Linked DNA regions of Homo sapiens: region 1 is linked to region 2. A link is a loop called in an ENCODE intact Hi-C map of the cell type or tissue named here. Cell type or tissue: gastrocnemius medialis. All regions are shown on one strand. Each heading gives the region's core, and the rest is flanking DNA. Links, peaks and the distances in the headings are about the cores only.

Region 1 (10,624 bases), core at 1,786-6,785, 170 kb after region 2:
TTTAATTGGAAACAGGGTCTCCCTCTGTCGCCCAGGCTGGACTGCAGTGACACAATCACAGCTGACTGCAGCCTCGACCTCTCGGGTGGAGCAATCCTCCCACCTCAGCTTCCCCAGTAGCTGGGACCACAGGTGCATGCCACCATGCTCAGCTACTTTTTAAACATTTTTTTTGGAGAAACAGGGTCTTGCTATGTTGCCCAGGCTGGTCTCGAACTCCTGGGCTCAAGCAATCCTCCCACTTTGGCCTCCCAAAGTGCTGGGATTCCAGGTGTGAGCCCCCACACCCAGCCTGAAGGTTCTTCTTCTGTAAGATCCTGAGTAGTGGCATCACTGCCCTGGGGACCCTCTGTTGAGAATAATATTCATCACAACCTCCCTGGCCCAGAATGACACTGCAGGGCACTGCTCCCTAAGCCCGGTGCTGGCTGGGAGCCCTTCCAGAAACAGCTCAAGGGTAGGGCCCCGCTCTCCGCACTCTGTCACCCAGCCCTGGGCCTGTACTCATACTCACAGCGCTGGAAACAAAGTTCCTGAATAACAGACGAAGAAATAAAACACCCAGCCGGACACGGTGGCTCACGCCTGTAATCCCAGCACTTTGGGAGGCCAAGGCGGGTGGATCACCTAAGGTCAGGAGTTCGTGACCAGCCTGGCCTGTTAACATGGTAAAACCCTATCTCTATTAAAAATACAAAAATTAGCTGGGCATGGTGGTGGGCACCTGTAGTGCCAGCTACTCGGGAGGCTGAGGCATGAGAATTGCTTGAACTCAGGAGGTGGAGGTTGCAGTGAACCGACATTGTGCTACTACACTCCAGCCTGGATGACAGAGCAAGACTCCGTCTCAAAAAAAAAAGAAAAAAGAAAGAAAACACCTGAGCCCTGCCAAGGGGGAGCTGTCTTCCCCAAACCAACAAACCTCCTAAAGATAGCTGGGAGCCCATCCTACCAGCTCTGATTTGGGGCTGGTTTGTGAGTTACTGTTAGGAGTAAGTCCCTAGAAGTGATAAAAGATAAATCAACCCAACGTTTGATTTATAAGATATATCAGACTGATAACTAGTGACAATGTTAATCTAATTACAATTCAAAAATCTCATCACATCCATTTTCCATGCTATTTCATTAACTTGGGCTTTTGCCAACAATTCAACATTTTAAGCGTGACCGAATTCACGCTTCATTCCTTCGGTGTGGGTGATGACCTGCTCCAGGGTGAGGGTCTCAGAGCCCCTCTTCCACCCAGTGGCCCATATGCCGGCCCTAGGGAGCCCTTTTTCTAGCCCACAATCCTTTCCCAGCATCACAGTCTAGAGCACCTCCATCTCCTGGTACTCACCTCCTGGAAGGTTTTCTGAGTGGTCAACATGTTCCCGAGAGCCTACATCTGCACTGCTTGCCCAGGATTTCTGCTTCTTGCTCATTAAATGGACACTCTTGGCTTTAAAGGTAGGGCAGGCACCAGGCGGTTAACACCAGGCAGCGCCCCTCTGGCCCCAGTAATTTGTGACCACTGGTCATTATGCTTCCCACATAGAATCCAGCCAGCCCATCAACAGATGTTTACTGTGCACCTATGATACCCCGGGCTCTGTGCCTGGGGCTGGACGTACGCCGTGAAGTGGCCTGAAAGTGCTCTCATGGGAATGGCATTCTAGGAGGGAAAGGTAGACAGAGATGGAAATGACACACCAGGCAATGTGTGACAGGAAGAGCACAAGTAGCTGGAATTCCGGGTGAGCCAGGTGGAAGAAAGTGGAAGAAGCCACGGGGCGCAGAGGAGGAGGACAGAGGCTAGGCAGGTTCAAGGGTGAAGACCGGGGCTAGAGGGGCCGTGGCCCAGCCAGTGAGGGCGACGTGGGGTCACAGAATGTGGAAGGTTGGATGGAAAGACATCAGAGGGTCTAGCAGGGAGACGGAAAGATCTGAACTGCATTCGTTAGAAATAAAACTGAGGCCGCTGGGGAAAGAGAATGGACAGAAGGCAGCCAAGAACGGAAGTGGTGGTGGGGTGGCCATGACAGTGGCTTGGGCCAAGGTGACAGCGTGTAGCTGGGAGCCCAGGTGTATCCAGGAGGAAGGACGGGCTTGCTGGTGGACCAGGCATGTCGGGGGAGAGGAGGGGGAGCCCCAGGGCACACCTAGGTTTTAGCCTGAGCAGCCCCTGGGTGGTGACGCCATTTCCCGAGGTGACAGGGGGACTGGGATTGGTGGTGCAGGCGGTGTGTGTGGGAGGGGTCAACAGTTCTCTTTTGAAGCCATGTGAAGCCGGAGATGTCTTTCCAAGTAGAGATGTTGAATATTCAGTTGAATATTTGGGTTAATATAAATATAGACGCCATCCTTCTGTGGATGGTATTTTAAGCCACGAGAGTCGATGGGATCCCCTGAGGACAGGGTCTTGTAGATATCAAAGGGCAGGTCCCCGAGACTTATGTGCCCTCTAACCTCAGGTGCAGGGCGCGAGTGGGGACCCAGCAGAGTGATGGGCAAGGTGGGCCGAACCAGGAGAGCCTGTATCTCAGACAGGGGTCAGGGAAAAAAAAAACGTTTTAAGAAGGGGAAAGTGGTCTGCTCTCAAGAGCTCAGTCACATCTCATGCTTTACTTTTCAATAATTTTCACACATTCTGCTGACCCCCCATATATAACCATGCTTAAAAAGCAAGATTGCAGCTTGAAATTCCTAGTTCTTGGCTCCTGGAAGGAGGAATCTTTTTTATTTATTTATTATTATTATTTTTTGAGCAGAGTCTCACTCTGTCACCCAGGCTAGAGTGCAGTGGTGCAATCTCGACTCACTGCAGCCTCTGCCTCCTGGGTTCAAGCGATTCTCTCAAAGGAGAATCTTTTTATGTTATTTATTTATTTTGAGCCACGGTTTCACTCTGTTGCCCAGGCTGGAGTACAGTGGCACGATCATAGCTAACCTGCAGCCTCGATCTCTTGGGCTCAAACCATTCTCTTGCATCACCCTCCCAAATAGCTGGGACTACAGGTGTGCACCATCATGCCTGGCTAAAGTTTTGATTTTTTGGTAGAGATGGGGTCTTGCTACACTGTCCAGGCTGGGGAATCCTTTTATTTAAAAATAATGGTATTTCTTCAAAGAATAGCTTCAGCTTGGACCAAACCAATTTTCCAAGACTGAACAGAGACAAGGAGGAGTGGCAGCCAATGTAGGGAATATCTGGAGCTGGAAAAAGAGCAATGTTTTAAGTAAGGGCTGGAAGGAAGTTCCTTGTGGGTTGATACATCTTCGGGAGTGGAGAGATAAAAGCGGAAATGGAAATCAGGAAGGGTGCTGGGTGCAGTGGCTCACGCCTGTAATCCTAGCACTTTGGGAGGCCGAGGCGGGAGGATCACCTGAGGTCAGGAGTTCAAGACCAGCCTGGCCAACATGGTGAAGCCCCATCTCTACTAAATATACAAAAATTAGCCGGGTGTGGTGGTACACACCTGTAATCCCAGCTACTTGGGAGGCTGAGGCAGGAGAACTGCTTGAACCTGGGAGGTGGAGATTGCAGCAAGCTGAAATCATGCCACGACACTCCAGCCTGGGTAACAAGAACGAAACTACATCTCCAAAAAAAAAAAAAAAAAAAAAAAAAAAATCAGAAAGGGAAAAGACTATTCAAATTCTAGTTACAATATCAACTAAATGGAATAAAGTCAAATTTAAATCTCGGGAAGTTGGAGCTACTTTTGTTTCCCCTGAACTGTGACAGAGCAGGACAATTGTTCAAAGAGGCACATGGAGTTTTCACACCTCCAGTATAATGAGACGCACTGGATCCACCGATGTAAATTTAGAGTTTTTCAATATGTGCAATTATGCCACCATCCAAAATGCCAAAATGCTGCCACATTCACACTCGTCATCAGATCTTTAATGGCTGCCCAAAAAAGTTATGAGAAAGAGGAGAGTGGCTGATGGGAGAAACAGTCAATTACAGCTCTCTGGAAAGCCCTCAGGCTGCCACCTCTACAAGTTTTGGCTTTTAGGGGAAGTTCATTTCAAACTCCTGCCCCCGTCTGGGTTTTTCAATCAAAAATTCCTTATGCATATTTTTGGTTCACATTTCCCATCGCTCAAAAATGATTTTTAAAATTTTCTTTTATTCAGAATATTTAAAGGAATATTGCATTGGGAAAATGAGCTATCTGCCTGGGGGAAAAAACAGATCCCTTACACTACAATACCCTACACACAAAACTGTTGTCGATTCAAAAACCAAGTGAAACACTAGAAATCTACAATTACTATAAGAGAGTACAGAAATATAGTTTATGTTTACAAAATGAATGGTAGATTTGGGAAAAATTTCTACAACATGTAAGAGAGAAATAATTAATTCATACTGTGGTTTTTTGTTTGTTTTAGAGATGGGGTCTCTCTCTGTGCCCAGGTTGGAGTGCAGTGGTGTGATCTCGGCTCACTGCAATCTTCACCTCCCAGGTTCAAGTGATTCTCCCTGCCTCAGCCTCCCAAGTAGCTGGGATTACAGGCATCCATCACAACGCCTGGCTAATTTTAGTAGAGACGGGGTTTCACCATGTTGGCCAGGCTGGTCTGGAACTCCTGACCTCAGGTGATCCACCCACCTTGGCCTCCCAAAGTGCTGGGGTTACAGGCGTGAGCAGCTGTGCCCGGCCTTAATTCATGCTCTTTAAAAGTGAGTAAGATGACGACGAGGTAAAAGACCAACCAAAATAAACAAAGGATGTCAAAAGGTAATTTACACAGGAGATACCACTGGCTAACAAACACACGGAAAGACAGCCAACCTCACTGTTGATGGACGAGTTTTGAGTTTAAGGCAATATATATTTTTTGACCAGTGGAAAATTTATCACAATGCCATTATCCAGGGTTAGTGAGGTTTGGAGGAAGAGAACACTCCCATGCCTCACTGGTGAGGAGTGACAACTGAAACAGGCATTTTCTTTTTTCTTTTAGAGACGGGGTCTCGTTCTGTCACCCAGGTTGGAGTACATGACACAATCATAGCTCACTGCAGCCTCGAACTCCTGGGCTCAAGTGATCCTCCCACCTCAGCTTCCTGAGTAGCTGGGACTACAAGCACATGCCACCATGCCTAGCTGATTAAAAAAAAAAAAATTCATTTTTTGTAGAGATAAGGAGGTCTCACTATGTTGCCCAGGCTGGTCTCAAGCTCCTCCTGCCTTAGCCTCCCAAAGTGCTGAGATTACAGGCGTGAGCCTTTTCTTTTCTCTCTCTCTCTCTCTTTTTTTTTCCTTTTGAGACAGAGTCTTGCTCTGTTGCCCAGGCTGGAGTACAGTGGCACAATCGCGACTCACTGCAACCTCCATCTCTCGGGTTCAAGGGATTCTCCTGCCTCAGCCTCCTGAGCAGCTGAGATTACAGGCACCTCCCATCACGCCCGGCTAAGTTTTGTATTTTTAGTGGGGACGATGAGGTTTTGCCATGTTGGCCAGGCTGGTCTCGAACCCCTGACCTCAGTTGATCCACCCACCTCGGCCTCCCAAAGTGCTGGGATTAGAGGTATGAGCCACCACACCTGGCTGGTGTGGGCCATTTCTGATGCCAAATTGGCAAAGAACATGGACATCTTTCTGACCCAGCAAATCCCATTCCCAGACCTCCCTCTGCCCACATGCCATGACAGCCTCCTTCCCAAAAACACTCCTGAGATGCCTTCCTCGCTCTTGTCTTTTCCATGTGTTTATTATACATACAACGCACAAATAATTCCTACTATAAAATTTAAGAAAATAGAGATGACTAAGGAATGAATGAAAGCCCCTCACGCCAAGCTGCCCGCCCCCTTCCTCAGCTGATATCACCCCTGGCTGCGCTCTTCTCTGTGATACAAAAGGCACTTTTGGAGTGAATGATACTCTCTCCAGCTGAAAAGGCCAACCTGTAATATATCTACATCTATATTTAGATTATAGAATTAGATCCCAATTTAGCTGACTTTCATCTCATAGCCTGTGATGTTTCCCAGCGCTGCCTGAATTAGATTTCCTACTAGTTAGAATTTCCTGTAAGCTAGGATTAAAAGCTCTCGTTTCCTAGTTTCTCCTTTCTATCTTAATCATTATACAGCACTTCACATTTCATAAGAACTTTTGAAAATATTAACAGGTTATTTCGCTTCCTGATAATCTATGAAAGACACAGAGAGGATAAAACTAGAGTGTGTGGTTAAGATGAGAGTGTGCCACAGTAAGACTCCAGGATGGGGACATTTTCGGCTCTGTGGCCTCAGTCATGGTCAAGTCATTTGTTCTTTTTGGGTCTGATTCTTAATTTTTAAAATGAGAATTTGATACTTGGGAGGCTGAGGTGAGAGCATTACTTGAGCCCAGGGAGGTGGACGTTGCAGTGAGATTGTGCCACCGCACTCCAGCCTGGGTGACAGAGCCAGATTCTATCTCAAAAAAAAAAAAAAGAATCTGGGCCGGGCGCAGTGGTTCACGCCTGTAATCCTAACACTTTGGGAGGCTGAGGCGAGTGGATCACGAGGTCAGGAGTTCCAGACCAGCCTGGCCAACATAGTGAAACCCCGTCTCTACTAAAAATACAAAAAATTAGCCAGGCATGGTGGCGGACACCTGTAATCCCAGCTACTCGGGAGGCTGAGGTAGGAGAATCTCTTGAACCTGGGAGGTGGAGGTTGCCGTGAGCTGAGATCATGACACTGCACTCCAGCCCAGGCGACAGTGTGAGACTCCGTCTCAAAAAAAAAAAAAAAAGAAAAAGAAAAAGAAAAAGAATCTGGGGCAAGGTGGACAGTATAGAAAGTGCCTGTCCCATATGTTCTAATTGGGACATGTCACTTTCTTTCCCTCTTCTTTCAAAATTCACTCCAATTCAGGGGTCCAGGTGGGGGCTATTAAGGGTGCTGGTGGCATTTTCCATCTGGGTGCAGGGGACACGGGTGCATTCATTTGGCGCAAATTAATTGAATGCACGCAGTATGAAGTGTACATTTTTCTATATGCATAACTTTCCCTGTATGCATGACTTCAATTTAAATGGTCAAACCAAAAAGGTAAAACTTGCTCCCTCCAGTCTCCAATTCCCCTGTCAGCAGACTGTCCTGGCGTTGCACTGGCTTGCTGCGGAGGGCTGGGGGGCAGTGGTGGAAATGAGCCTCTCATTAAAAACACGTGCCTTCTGGGAGCCGTGATGAACGTGAGTGTGAGATGAGTCCAGCTGCGGTCAGAGCCATGGGATGTGGGTCACTGTGACCCAGTGGGTCACAGGTGCTGAGCAAGGAAGGGCTGGGAGGCTCAAGCAAAATCTACAAGAAAAATCTAAAGGGGCCCAGCCTCTGCCAGGAAAAGCAGGCCTGGCTCTGCTGAAACCCCAATCACGCTCTGATGGATACCGGTACCTGGGCAAGGATACCGTGGATGGACTTGATTCTTCTCTCCTGAAATGTACGAGAAGGTGCATGCGGGGATTTCGGCTGCCTGAAAAGCAACCCTCTAAAACCCGAGTGTCATTTTTAGAATCAAAAAGGAAGGAAGGCAGTGGCTGGCTGCACTGGTCAGTAACGAGATCTGGAGCTTTTCGCCTTAAGGTCACTGTTTAAAACTCTGCCCTGGGTCAGTGGTAACAGAAAGTCACGACTCCCTCACAGGCATCAGGGTGCAACTTTGAATGCCAAGAAGGGCTGTGTCTGTTGGTTACCACGCGGCGAGCTCCCGGGACACCTCCTGACACCTACTGACAGTGTCTCTTTCTCTAGGAGTGGCCTCTCTTCCCACCCACCATGGCGGCCTGGCCTGGAGGAGGAGGCATTGGGGCCGGAGTCCTTCCCCGACAGGGAGTCTCTCTCCACCTTGGCGGCTGAACTCCAGCACACGAATACACAGGAGGTGGTGAGGGCGCGTGAATACAGCAGAAAGGGCCACCAGCAGAGACAAAAAGGAGGAGCAAAGGGCAGATGTGTCCAGTGGTCAGGGCCCTCCCCAGGTCCTCCGTGCTCCTGGCCCTCTTCAAGGCTGTTTTCGATGCGGGATCCATGACACGCTTCTCTCTCCAACAGATCCCCGCAACCTAGCCAGGTCAGATGCCGTCCGAGGAGGCAAGAAAATTCTGATCGATCTCTTTGTCCCCGAACGGTATGTGTCTAAAAAGACTAAACCAACCAGATTTAAAAGAGGGACAGAGTTCATTCTCTGGTTCTAATGACCAGTACTTTACAAGCTACATTTACTCTGTATCTGAACTCAAAACATCAGTTGATCTGGCCCGGGCACGGTGGCTCACGCCTGTAATCCCAGCACTTTGGGAGGCGGAGGCAGGCGGATCACGATGTCAGGAGATCGAGACCATCCTGGCTAACACGGTGAAACCCCGTCTCTACTAAAAATACAAAAAATTAGCTGGGCGTGGTGGCAGGCGCCTGTAGTCCCAGCGTCTTGGGAGGCTGAGGCAGGAGAATGGCGTGAACCCGGGAGGCGGAGCTTGCAGTGAGCCAAGATAGCGCCACTGCAGTCCCACCTGGGCGAAAGAGCGAGACTCTGTCTCAAAATAAATAAATAAATAAAAATAAATCAGTATCTGAAATCACCCAACTCACAAATCCAGACAGAAGTTCCTCTACCTATAGAAAGAGGTGTATCCACTCCTAAAAATGGGCCTGTAATTCTCTTGTCTTCTTTTAGACCAATGTAATGCTGCTTCTATTAAGCTGTAAGATACCTGCCAGTGGCACTTGGTTGCCAGCAACTTGTAACCGGCAATGAAACCAAGTGACTTCTTTTTACGAGGATCTTTAGGGAGAATTTTTTTTGCCAACACCAGAGGAGCTGTGCTTTCCCTCAACACATGCTTTGTTTTGAGCTTGTGGACAGCGTAAGTCACATGACTTATCTGGTTGCCCTTTTTGCATTGGTTGCTGGGAAGCTCACAATCAAGTCTGTATCTCATCTTTACAAAGTACACAGGGCCTGGGGAACTTTGGATAGTTGTCTAATTCTGGTTCTAACTGCCTTTTCCTCTCACTTTATTTACAATTTATTTTTACAATAGAGATTGGGTCTCCCTATGTTGCCCAGGCTGACCTTGAACTCCTGGGCTCCAGTGATCCTCCTGCCTTGGTCTCCCAAAGTGCTGGGATTACAGGTGTGAGCCACCATGCCCAGCCTCCTCTCACTTTCTTTCCTCTTCGTTCCCACTCACTCCCAGTCTCATGCCTTGCTTGTCATACTGTGCTAACTGTAACTTTGCAAGCCATTGGAAATCATTCTTGGAAGTGAGCAGAACACAACCAGCCAGGAGGGCAGGAATGGCATAGTGTCAAGGGCATGGCTGTAGGGTCACACCGACCCAGACTCAATATGAGCTCAACCCTTGCTGGCAGCGCCATACTGGGCAGGCCAGTGACCTCTCTGAGCCTCAGTCTCCCCAGATGGAAAATGGGGAAAGTATCTTTTTCAGGACTGTTGTCAGGATTAAATTAGTAGATACATGTGAACGTGCTCAGCTCAGTGCCTTGTTCAAAGCAGGTGCCTAAGATAAGTCACTTCCCTTTCCTTCTGCTGCAGGCAAAACTGGCAGAGATCCCACCCAAAGTCCCCAGACAACCAGGATGCCTCTACACTCCAAGGAGGTCAGTTGATCCCAGGGTCAGTTCTGATTAGAAATGGGAAGGTTCAGCCGGGTGCAGGGGCTCACGCCTGTAATCCTAGCACTTTGGGAGGCTGAGGCAGGTGGGTCAGCTGAGGTCAGGAGTTCAAGGCCAGCCTGCCCCAAATGGTAAAACCCTGTCTCTACTAAAAAGACAAAAATCAGCCGGGTATGGTCGTACGCGCCTGTAATCCCAGCTACTCGAGGGGCTGAGGCAGGAGCAATGCCTGAACCTGGGAGGCCAAGGTTGCAGTGAGCCAAGATCGTACCACTGCACTCCAGCCTGGGCGACTGAATGGGACTCCTTTTCAAAAAAGAAAGAAAGAAAAGAAAGACATGGGAAGGTCTGGGATACTCAGCAGAGGCGTGGGGAGGTCATGTCCCACTCCTCGAGCTCAGGTTCTGCAATCCTGGGGTGTGTGCAAACCTCGGTGGGGTTTGGCCAGCCCCACATGAAGCCTGTATCAGACAGTTTGTCCTTTAGGAACTGCAGGTGGGAACAGCCCCCTCCAACGCACCCCCGGGCCAAGCTAAGGAAGGGTCAGGCGGCTCTGTCTCTAAAGCACCTGGGATGGAAGGACTCAAAGTCAAGGCCAGCCGTTTCTCTATGAAAGGTCTGTTGTGAATTTCCTACCGCAGGCTTCCTGGCCACCCATCACTCAGTGCCATTCTGGGCCACTCTCTGCAACTGTCAGTCAACGTTTGCTAAGAGAATAAAGCCTAATTTGAATTTTAACAAGCACAGCAATTAGAAAGGCCGATCTGCCACAGAGAGCATCTTATCACACATTTGAAACCCAAATACAAATATTTCAGATTATGCCCTGGGAGGGAATATCCATTTTCATTTATGACATGTAAACTACAAGAGTAACTTTTTTTTTTTTTTTTTTTTTTTTTTGGTGCTAACTCCGGCAAGAAGACAAGGATGGTTTCAGAATTGAAAAAGGAAGGAGAAAGGGGACCGTGGAATCCTGATACGCGTTGGGGC
Region 2 (10,624 bases), core at 1,982-6,981:
CTCTGGGCTAACACACAGTTTTTATGAGGAACTGAAAAGGACATGGTCAAGGTCGATGGAAGGGAAATTATATCCACGCTGGAAATTCTAGTATTTACTTTCACGCAAGCCTCCTGGGGGCTAACGCGTGGCATCGGGGCACGGTGTTGGCGCATATTTCAATACCCAAATAAGCACGCTGGCATCAGGAGCTGTTAAAACGAGCTGTTAAAACAAAGTATATCTACAAGGCAGTTGGAAAAACATACAGAGCGGCCTTCAAAGACTAGTGTATCTTCTTAGACTTGATTCATAAGCCAATAGTCTCGGCCGGGCCCAGTGGCTCACGCCTGTAATCCTAGCACTTTGGGAGGCCGAGGTAGGTGGATCACTTGAGACCAGGAGTTTGAAACCAGCCTGGCTAACATGATGAAACCCTGCCTCTACTAAAAATACAAGTATTAGCCGGGCATGGTGGCGAGCGCCTGTAATCCCAGCTACTCGGGAGGCTGAGGCGGAAGAATCGCTTGAACCCCGGTCACAGAGGTTGAAGTGAGCTGAGATCGTGCCACTGCACTCCAGCCTGGGTACCAGAGCGAGACCCTGTCTCAAACAAAACAAAACAAAAAAACAAAGAAAACAAAAAAAACCCACCAATAGTCTCAATACCAGATCATAAAGTTCTTTGGCATTGAAAGGAGAAATATCTACAGATTAATTCTTCCTGCTTTAAAAGAAAAGCTCCAGTTAGGTTTGATCAAGCGAACTCTCCCCTTCTACCCCAGGGCTGCACGTGATGACCTGCTCTGTCCTTAAGGGGGGACATTTTTCACCACAACCTACACTGCAGGTGAGGCTTCCTTAGCACAGGGGGTAGAGGAAACGGACAGAGGTGGGGCTCGCTGGACCCTGTCCAGAAAGAGCAGGTTGCTGAAGCGGTGGAGACAGGGCCAGGCTCTGAGGAAGGTCACTTGGCTCTAGGTCTGGAATCCCCTTAACTCGGGGGGTCAAAGAGTTGGGCAAGGGGTGGGGGACAAACCTATAGGAAAAGCTGATCGGAGCACAAACGCCTGAACTTACGGAGAAGGGCTGGTCTGCAGTCTCATGCGAGCCAGGGCAAGATTACTCCCAGCAAAGGCACCTGCTGTGGCTGTCGTGCCCTGATGGCGATGGGCCCAGCTCAGACTGAGACAGGGAGGTCTCCCACCAATAACGCCCATGGGGCACCTACCATGAACCACACCCAAGGGAAACAAATGTCCCAGGGGAGGAGTGGGCAATGGCGTAGTGGCGCTGGGACTCCCTTCTCGCTAGCACACAGGAATACACCCTGCACATCCTAGGAGCTCAGCAGGGATATACCGGGCATGGGTGGGTGGGTGGGCAGGGACCCCCTTCCTGTCTACCCAGTGGGAGGCGGAAGGAAATGGCAGCCACCAGCGATTCAGCACAGTGACATCCCAGAAAGTGGTACAAGGGCCTCTGCAGACACCAGGAGAAACAGTATCCCGGAGTAGGGGACATCCAGTCTGTACCCTGGAGGATGAGTACAGATTTACTGAGCAGGGGACACTGGGATAGAGAGGTACGGCTGTCTAGAGAGAGAGGCCACAGGGAAATGGAAGCCTGTTCAATTTTGTAACAACTTTTCAGTGGCTCTCTCGGGGTTGCGAGGCATCCTGTGACCACATCTGCAAATAAAGACGGCAGAGTCTCTTCCCACACCCTTTGAATATTTCTTATCTCACGACAGAATACTACTCAGCCCTAAAAAGGAACGAGTTAATGACATTCACAACAACCTGCATGGGAGTGAAGACTATTATTCTAAGTGAAGTAACTCAGGAATGGAAAACCAAACATTGTATGTTCTCACTCGTAAGTGGGAGCTAAGCGATGAAAATGCAAAGGACTCTGGGGACTTGCGGGGAAAGGGTGGGAGGGGGGTGAGGGAAAAAAGACTATATATTGGGTGCAGTGTATACTGCTTAGGTGATGGGTGCACCTAAATCTCACAAATCACCACTCAAGAACTTACTCATGTTCTTGAGTAATATATAATATATATATATTAATATATTATATATATATAACACATACATTAATGTGTAGTTATATATAAAATACATTATATATATACATTTATTAATGAAATATCCAACTATATCCCTATTTTATTAAGATTTTTAAAATAAAAGATGGGCATTTCTTTGTTTTTTGTTTTTTTGTTTGTTTGTTTTTGATACGGAGTCTTGGTCTGTTGCCCAAGCTGGAGTGCACTGGTGCAATCTCAGCTCACTGCAACCTCTGCCTTCGGGGTTCAAGTGATTCTTGAGAATGCCCCAGCCTCCCTAGTAGCTGGAATTACAGGTGTGCACCACCACGCCTGGCTAATTTTTGTATTTTTAGTAGAGACGGGGTTTCACCATGTTGGTCAGGCTGATCTCGAACTCTTGACCTCAGGTGATCTGCCTGCCTTGGCCTCCCAAGGTGTTAGGATCACAGGTGTGAGCCACCGTGCCCAGCCTCTTTAGTCCTGTTCTGTTTCTTGGAAGCACCATGCTTGTCCCACCTACAGGCCTGGGTCTCAGCCCTCCTGGCCCTCCTCTGAGAGGCCTCTCCACAGCCACACTCTCCATTGTCCATTCATTTTGTTTCTGTTGCATTTATTCCCGTCTCAAAGTCTCTTGTTCATATATTGATTACTTGCTTATCCACTGCCATAGTTCCAGGGAACACAGCAGGTACTCACAAAATACTGGTTGACCAAATATGCAAATTTATTTATTTATTTATTTATTTATTTTTGAGACGGAGTCTCGCTCTGTCACCCAGGCTGGAGGGCAGTGGGGCGATCTCGGTTCACTGTAACCTCCGCCTCCTCAGCCTCCCGAGTAGCTGGGAGTACAGGCATGCGCCACCATGCCCGGCTAATTTTTCTATTTTTTTAGTAGAGATCAGGTTTCATCATGTTGGCCAGGCTGGTCTCGAACTCCTGATCTCCAGTGATCCACCTGCCTTGGCCTCCCAAAGTGCTGGGATGACAGATATGAGCCACCGCACCGGCCCAAATATGCAAATTAATGACACCTGTGATACCTGAGGTCCCCTGTCTTCTTGACAGACAGCCATTCACTGGCTAGTATTCTAAAGGGCAGAAAGGGTAGAATTCTTTTGGCAAATTGTAAATACAACTTTTAAGGAAAGAGCCTACAAGATGTTATTGCAGAAGGAAAATGATTCGCTTTTCAGAGCCTCTGAAAAACAAGGCAATAATAGTCTTGGGGGAGAAGTATTGAAAGACCCAGAATTAGGCTTCTTTTTGTCCAATGGACCGTGAGGTCCTGGAGTGCAGAACCAGGTGGCCCAGCTCACCACTCATCACTCATCCCCGTGCCCAACACGGATCTGTGAACCAGGTCAGGACTGAAGACACGGAGGCTGATGGGGAAGGGGAGGAGGGGAGGAGAGAGTGTTTTTCGGGGAAAGGTTTTCTTGGCAGCCCTCATCTGTATGACTTGCCCTATCTTTCGTTTTCCACCCAAGGTTAAACCACTTCTGCTTTGGCAGAAGTAGAGGGGAGGATGAAGCCATCTTGCATCTGCCAAGCCCCGGATCAAATGTGTCACACTCCACGGTGGCCCCACCCCTCCCCAATCAAAGGCCTGGAAAGAGAGTCGGTCCAGTCTGTGGAGCTTTATCCCTACAGATAACCTTCTGGAAATAGCGGTTTTCATTTTTGCTGGAAGTAACACTGTGCCGAGAGACAGTTAAACGGCCAGGATGTCACCTCTGTCTGCTCAGAAATTAACCAGAATTTGTTCTCTGTAGATTACCATTATACTAATTTAAATGATACAAAAGTAATGATTAAAAACAAGTTTAGGCCAGGCGCAGTGGCTCACTCATGTAATCCCAAGCACTTTGGGAAGCTAAGGTGGGTGGATCACTTGAGTTCAGGAGTTTGAGACCAGCCTGGCCAACATGGTGAAACCCCATCTCTACTAAAAATACAAAAATTAGCTAGGTGTGGTGGCGTGCGCCTGTAATCCCAGCTACTAAGGAGGCTGGGGTGGCAGAATTGCTTGAACCTGGGAGGTGGAAGTTACAGTGAGCCGAGATCACGCCACTGTACTCCAGCCTGGGCAACAGAGTGAGAGTCTGTTTAAAAAAAAGAAAGAAAGAAAGAAAAAACAAACCAACGAACATAAGAACGAGTTTGGTTAAGCCTCATCTTTTCAATCCCAAACGGGAAGAAAATTTCCCTTCCTGCCCCACAAGTTGACGTGTTCATGGGAAACGATTTCAATAAAATCTTCCTTTAGCCAGTCCGAGTATAGCTGATGAACCGAACGAAATGACCTTCTACGGCACGTGCGGGGTCAACTTTCTACCTGTGCCAAACCAATAGCACAGCTCTGGCCGGCTGGGTGCTCACCAGAGCGTGTGACCCCAGCGTGATCGGGAACAGCCTGTGACTGTCACTCGGGCTTCAGTCATCTCCAGGCAGGGAACATGGGACAGCTGCGGCCCAGGGAATGAGGCTCTGATATTGCATAATTCATTCGGCTTCTGCTCCTGAGACCGCACAGTGCCTCCAGGGATGAGCATCTGGGTTCATCGGCGGCTGCTTCCTGCATCTCTCTAGAGTTCTAACAGCCCTGCTCTACCCAAAGAAGTGGAGAGCAGGCTGGGTGTGCAGGTTCCTTTGTTCTTTAAAATCAAGTGAAATTAGGAAAATTGTGGTCTACAGAAAAGAGTGTGGCTGGTGGAAAATGGGTTGGAATTCTTCTCCACTGCATTTTTATTTTGTAAAAATTTTTATTTATTTATTTTTGAGATGGAGTCTTGCTCTACTGCCCAGGCTGGAGTGCAATGGCACGATCTCGACTCACCGCAACCTCTGCCTCCCAGGTTCAAGCAATTCTCCTCCCTCAGTCTCATGAGTAGCTGGGATTACAGGAGCCTGCCACCATGCCCAGCTAATTTTTGTATTTTTAGTAGAGGCAGGGTTTCACCATGTTGGTCAGGCTGGTCTTGAACTCCTGACCTCAGATGATCCACCCACCTCGGCCTCCCAAAGTGTTGGGATTACAGGCGTGAGCCACCGCGCCCGGCCCTCCCATTGTCTTTTAGTTGTTTGACCTTGGACAGACTTCTGAGCTGGACAGTCACCTATACAGGAGGAGCCATGAAATTCAAAGAAATTAGCATGAGGATAAAACAAGAACACAAAAAGAAAGGAAAAGATTTTGTAAACCACCAAGCTCCATGCCTGGATTCATTATGATTGTGTATCAAAGTCAGGACCTTTCTCTTCTGGTGAGCGCTCACTTCCAGTACCTGACACCATCGCGAGATCATCACAATCACCCACAAAGGGGCTTTTGGCCAAAAACTTCTAGCCTGAATCTGATCAAGCCTCTAGATTCAACCACAAATTTTCAGGAAAGCATGAGGACAGAGGAGCATGATAAACTATTTCTGGGGAGGCAATCAGTAAAATCTCAGCAGTGGGGTGGAGAATCTTTTCTGGACAAATGACCCCATTTCTAGCACAAATACATTGCAAGGAAAAGAAAAAGTGACGAAGAGGGAATCTATACAATGACCAAGACTTAAAGATACACCAGCCAACTGCAACGTGTGGATCTTACTTGAATCGAGATTCAAATTTTTTTTTTTTTTTTTTTTTTTAAGACGGAGTCTTGCTCTGTCGCCCAGGTTGGAGTGCAGTGGTGCGATCTCGGCTCACTGCAACCTCCGCCTCTCCGTTCAGGTGATTCCACTGCCTCAGCCTCCTGAGTAGCTGGGACTACAGGTGTGTGCCACCACACCCAGCTAATTTTTGTGTTTTTAGTAGAGACGAGGTTTTGCCATGTTAGCCAGGCTGTTTTCAAGCTCCTGACCTCAAGTTATCCACCCACCTCGGCCTCCCAAAGTGCTGGGATTACAGACGTGAGCCATTGCGCCCAGCCTAAATTAAAATAATTTTAGAAAATAAAACCATTATGAAGTTTGGGGGCAACTAGAAATTTCAAAACTGGCTAGATTTACCTGATCATATTAAAAAATTATTATGATTATTATTTTTACTGTTTTTTTTTTTTTTTGAGACAGGGTCTTGCTTTGTCACCCAGGCTGGAGCGTAGTGGTGTGATCATAGCTCACTGCAGCCTCAACCTCCCGGGCTCAAGCAATCCTCCCACCTCAGCCTCCTGAGTTGCTGGGACTGCAGGTGAAAAATTATTTTTGAATGTGCTAATTGCGCTGTGACTATATTAAAAAGAAAGTCCTTATTGTGAGGATATGTGTGTTAAAATGTTTAGAAAGGAAATGAAAGGATTCTGGGAGTAGCTTCAAGTCAAAACAGGAGTGGGGACAGGTGAGACGGGATGGGCCATGAACGGGAGATGCTGACACCAGGTCACGCGTACGTCGGAAATTTAACATATGAAACATAAACAAAAAACCCAATAAGACAACAAAAAAAGTGAAGAGCATCACAGTAGTCAGGTATCCCTCCATCGTCACTCATTAATTGTAAAGCGTGCACTGATGCTGACTGCTACTATTCCATTTGCAATGAAACAAGGTGATAAGCAAGACATAAAAATACTCAAGAAGAAGGAGAATCTAAAGGACGCTGCATGGCTGTGGCTGCAGCTGTGGAAAAGAATATGGATTAGAAGTGGCCGTCCTGGCTGGGCGCAGTGGCTCACGCCTGTAATCCCAGCACTTTGGGAGGCTGAGGTGGGTGGATTGCCTGAGGTCAGGAGTTCGAGACCAGCCTGGCCAACATGGTAAAGGCTCGTCTCTACTAAAAATACAAAATTGGCCGGGTGGGGTGGTGCATGCCTGTAATTCCAGCTACTCGGGAGGCTGAGACAGGAGGATGGCTTGAACCCAGGAGGTGGAGGCTACAGTGAGCTGAGATCGCACCACGGCACTCCAGTCTTGGTGAGACAGATTGAGACTCCGTCTCAAACAAAACAAAACAAAAAAACAAAAGAAGAAGTGGCCGTCCTGTGCGGTCCACCTGATGCCAGACTCTGCTAACTTTAGTCAAGACAGTTACCTTCCCGGAATCCCGTTTACCCACTTGCCAAGGGGAAAAAAATGTATACAAAGAGCACATCTCTATAAGAAGAATGTGACTTTAAAAAATAATATACCATATATATGTTTTTCTTTGACACAGAAAATGATTGGGCCAGGCGCAGTGACTCACACCTGTAATCCCAGCACTTTGGGAGGCCAAGGTGGGAGGATCGCTTGAGCCCAGGAATTCGAGACCAGCCTGGGCAACATGGTGAAGCTCCGTCTCTACAAAACATTAATACAAAAATTAGCTGGGTATGGTGGTATGCACTTGTGGTCCCAGCTACTTTGGAGACTGATGTGGGTGGATCGTTTGAGCCCAGGAGTTGGAGGCTGCAGTGAGCTATGATCGCGCCTCTGTGCTCCAGCTTGGGTGACAGAGCAAGACTCTGTCTCATAAAAAAGAAAAAGATTGTTAGCCAAGAACAGAGAATGGGAAGAAAATGAATTCTGGAAGGGAACCCCCCAAGTACCATCTGACCCAGGAAGGGAACTGTCATGGTGAGAGGCCTACACTTAGGTGATGGAGGAAACTGAGGCACAAGTTCCTGCTGTTGACATCGTGGGCCGGCAGCCTGCCATCCATTGAGCCCCCTGGCCATGGGACAGTTACAAAGACGCAGGCAACATGGCTCCTGCACTCCGGGGACTTGCCCCAACTGTGCCAGGAATCACGGGTAGACAACAACCTGGCAGGAAATGGGGACCGGTTGTTACTTCTTTACTTTCAGATTTGTTTTTATTATTATTATTATTTTTTAATAGATGGGTCTTGCTCTGTTGCCCAGGCTGGAGTGCAGTGGTTTGACCATGGCTCACTGCAGCCTTGAACTCATGGGCTCAAGAGATCCTCCTGCCTCGGCCTCCCAAGTAGCTGGGACTACAAGTGTGCATCACCTCTCCCGGCTAATTTTTAAATTTTTTGCAGAAACAAGGTCTCACTATGTTGGCCAGGCTGGTCTTGAACTCCTGTCTTCAAGTGATCCTCCTGTCTCGATCCCCTGAATACCTGGGACTACAGGTGTGCACCATTACACATGGCTAATTTATTTTTTGTAGAGACAGGGTCTTGCTCTGTTGCCCAGGCTGGAGTGCAGTGGTACTATCATGGCTCACTGCAGCCTCAAATTCCTGGGCTCAAGTGATCCTCCTGCCTCAGCCTCCCAACTAGCTGGGCTTACAGGTGTGAACTACCACACCTGGCCCTAGTTTCAGACTTTTAAAGGCTGTTTAGGAAGGGATGCTGTTCTGTCATCTATACCCATTGTTTTTAACAGTCTCCTTCATGTTTTAGTGTGAAACTTCGCCAGCAAACCTTCCTACAGGTGGGAGTACTGCTTGCCCAGTTTCTGCATTCTCTCTTTCAGAACCACCTTTCAGGTTCTGTTTGCCATTCCTGGTTTACTTCACCTGTGAGCATCCCGCCTGTACCTCCAACAGACGCTGCCCAAGAATGCGCCAAATCATATTTTGGACAAGACGCGGGCTTCTCTCTCTCATCTGCCTCCTGCGCTGCACAAAAGACACACCACAGGGGAGCAGTGCAGACCTACAGAGGAAGACTGCTAGGATTTCACAAGTGGGGAAACTGAGGTGCAGGGCGGCGCAGTGGTGCATGGGCTCAAGGGCATGGTAGGCAACCTGTCTCTACTAAAAGCCTGGCCTTTACTCCCAAGTACAAGGGTTTCTAATGACTTTCTCCCCTAAGTACTGTGTGGTAGGAAGTGTTAAGGAAAGGTTGGGACCAGGCATGGTGGCTCACGCCTGTAATCCCAGCACTCTGAGAGGCTGAGGCGGGTGGATCACTTGAGGTCAGGAGTTCAAGACCAGCCTGACCAACATGGAGAAACCCCGTCTCTACTAAAAATACAAAAAAAAAAAAAAAAAAAAAAATTAGCTGAGAGTGGTGGTGTGCACCTGTAATCCCAGCTACTCGGGAGGCTAAGGTGGGAGAATTGCTTGAACCCGGGAGGCACAGGTTGAAGTGAGCCAAGATTGTGCCACTGCACTACAGCCTGGGCAACAGAGTGAGAGCCTGTCTCAAAAACCAAAACAAAGCTTTGGTGGCAGAGGCAGAGAAGCTAAAACTAAGAATAAAAAAAATTTCTGATTGCATACTAGTTATCGCTCTCAGCTTCCTCTCCTTCCCCATCCCCAAGCCCAATCCCACTTCCTGGGCCCACCTCCCTGGCTCAGGTCCCAAATCCTGGCATCTTCTGACCAACCCAAGCTCCTTCAACCTTCTTCCACCTGGTTTTTCCCCAGTAAAGTCAATGCTTGGCTCACCTGTGGCTTCAGAGTTCTATAGATTTGTCCACAATTCCCTCCCCGCTTAATTGCCTTGCACTTAAGTTAGCTGGTGGTTTCCTGTACCCCGCAGGGCTGGGAAGTGAAACTGAAGACCCAGGCAGTGGAGGCACGAGAACGTTCATAGGAAAGACAGCATCCTTCCTCTTCCTCTCGCTGGCACCGAAAGTCTGCCTTTCGGCAGGCTAAGTACCTTTTTTAGGGCAACTTGAAAATGAATAATTCAGCGGTTCCTATTCTGCTTGTGAAGTGTTAGACAAACAATTCAGATGGGGCCAGACTTGCTGGCCCCACGAAGACCGTCCGTTCCCTTCACTCTGACATCATTGGATTTGGCCATGAATCTTTAAGAACGCCCTCCATCCTGTCTAATCACTAAAATACCACAAAGGAAGTTCACAATACTTAGACGTAGCGAAAAAAATAGAAAGGTTAATTGCAACAAGAAGTTTTCCCTCCTAGCCAAGCAGTGTATCAGGGTGGCATAGTAATGCTGTTTTTTTTTTTTTTTGAGACGAAGTCTCGCTCCATCCCCCAGGCTGGAGTACAGTGGCATGATCTTGGCTCACCGCAACCTCTGCCTCCTGGGTTCAAGAGATTCTCCTGCCTCAGCCTCCCCAATAGCTGGGATTACAGGCGTGCACCACCACGCTCAGCTAAATTTTTTTTTGTATTTTTAGTAGAGACGGGGTTTCACCATGTTGGCCAGGCTGGTCTTGAACTCCTGACCTCAAGTGATTCTCCCGCCTCGGCCTCCCAAAGTGCTGGGATTACAGGTGTGTGTCACTGCACCCAGCCTCGAACTCTTAACAATAAAAAAAACACATAGAGGCTGGGTGCAGTGGCTCATGCCTGTAATCCTAGCACTTTGGGAGGCTAAGGCAGGTGGATTGCCTGAGTTCAGGAGTTTGAGAATAGCCTGGCAAACATGGTGAAACCCCGTCTCTACTAAAATACAAAAAACTGGCTGGGCATGGTGGTGTGCACCTGTAGTTCCAGCTACTTGGGAGGCTGAGGCAGGAGAATTGCTTGAACCCGGAGGTGGAGGTTGCAGTGAGCCGAGATCGTGCCATTGCACTCCACCCTGGGTGACAGAGCAAGACTCTGTCTCCAAAAACAAACAAACAAACAAACAAACAAAAAAACAAACCCACATAGGTAGAGCATGTCTTAGTCACACCAAGCTATTGAAGAGTTGGGCTTTATTCAAAGCCAAGCCTTAGAAGTCATCTTCCCC

What was found. Peaks named below come from ENCODE experiments on the same cell type or tissue, not always from the same donor. Only the 100,000 strongest peaks of a DNase experiment are listed, where the experiment ranks them.
Region 1: a loop joins it to region 2, with 2.1 times the contacts of the local background. A loop is called at or near these places in 1 of 110 quality-filtered maps.

What each region holds. Positions count from the first base shown.
Region 1 is chr7:101,969,893-101,980,516 of GRCh38, reverse strand. The region is part of intron 2 of CUX1 (cut like homeobox 1); the gene reads right to left. Among named protein-coding and RNA genes, the nearest start is that of CUX1, 160 kb to the right of the region's middle. RefSeq lists an enhancer at 1,283-1,924. In gastrocnemius medialis, for the core only: no CTCF peak of the experiment used is centred there; a DNase peak (open chromatin) is centred at 4,596; H3K27ac peaks cover 2,900 bases.
Region 2 is chr7:102,140,139-102,150,762 of GRCh38, reverse strand. The region is part of intron 8 of CUX1 (cut like homeobox 1); the gene reads right to left. Among named protein-coding and RNA genes, the nearest start is that of SH2B2, 140 kb to the left of the region's middle. RefSeq lists a silencer at 438-579. In gastrocnemius medialis, for the core only: no CTCF peak of the experiment used is centred there; DNase peaks (open chromatin) are centred at 3,602 and 4,442; H3K4me3 peaks cover 361 bases; H3K27ac peaks cover 3,545 bases.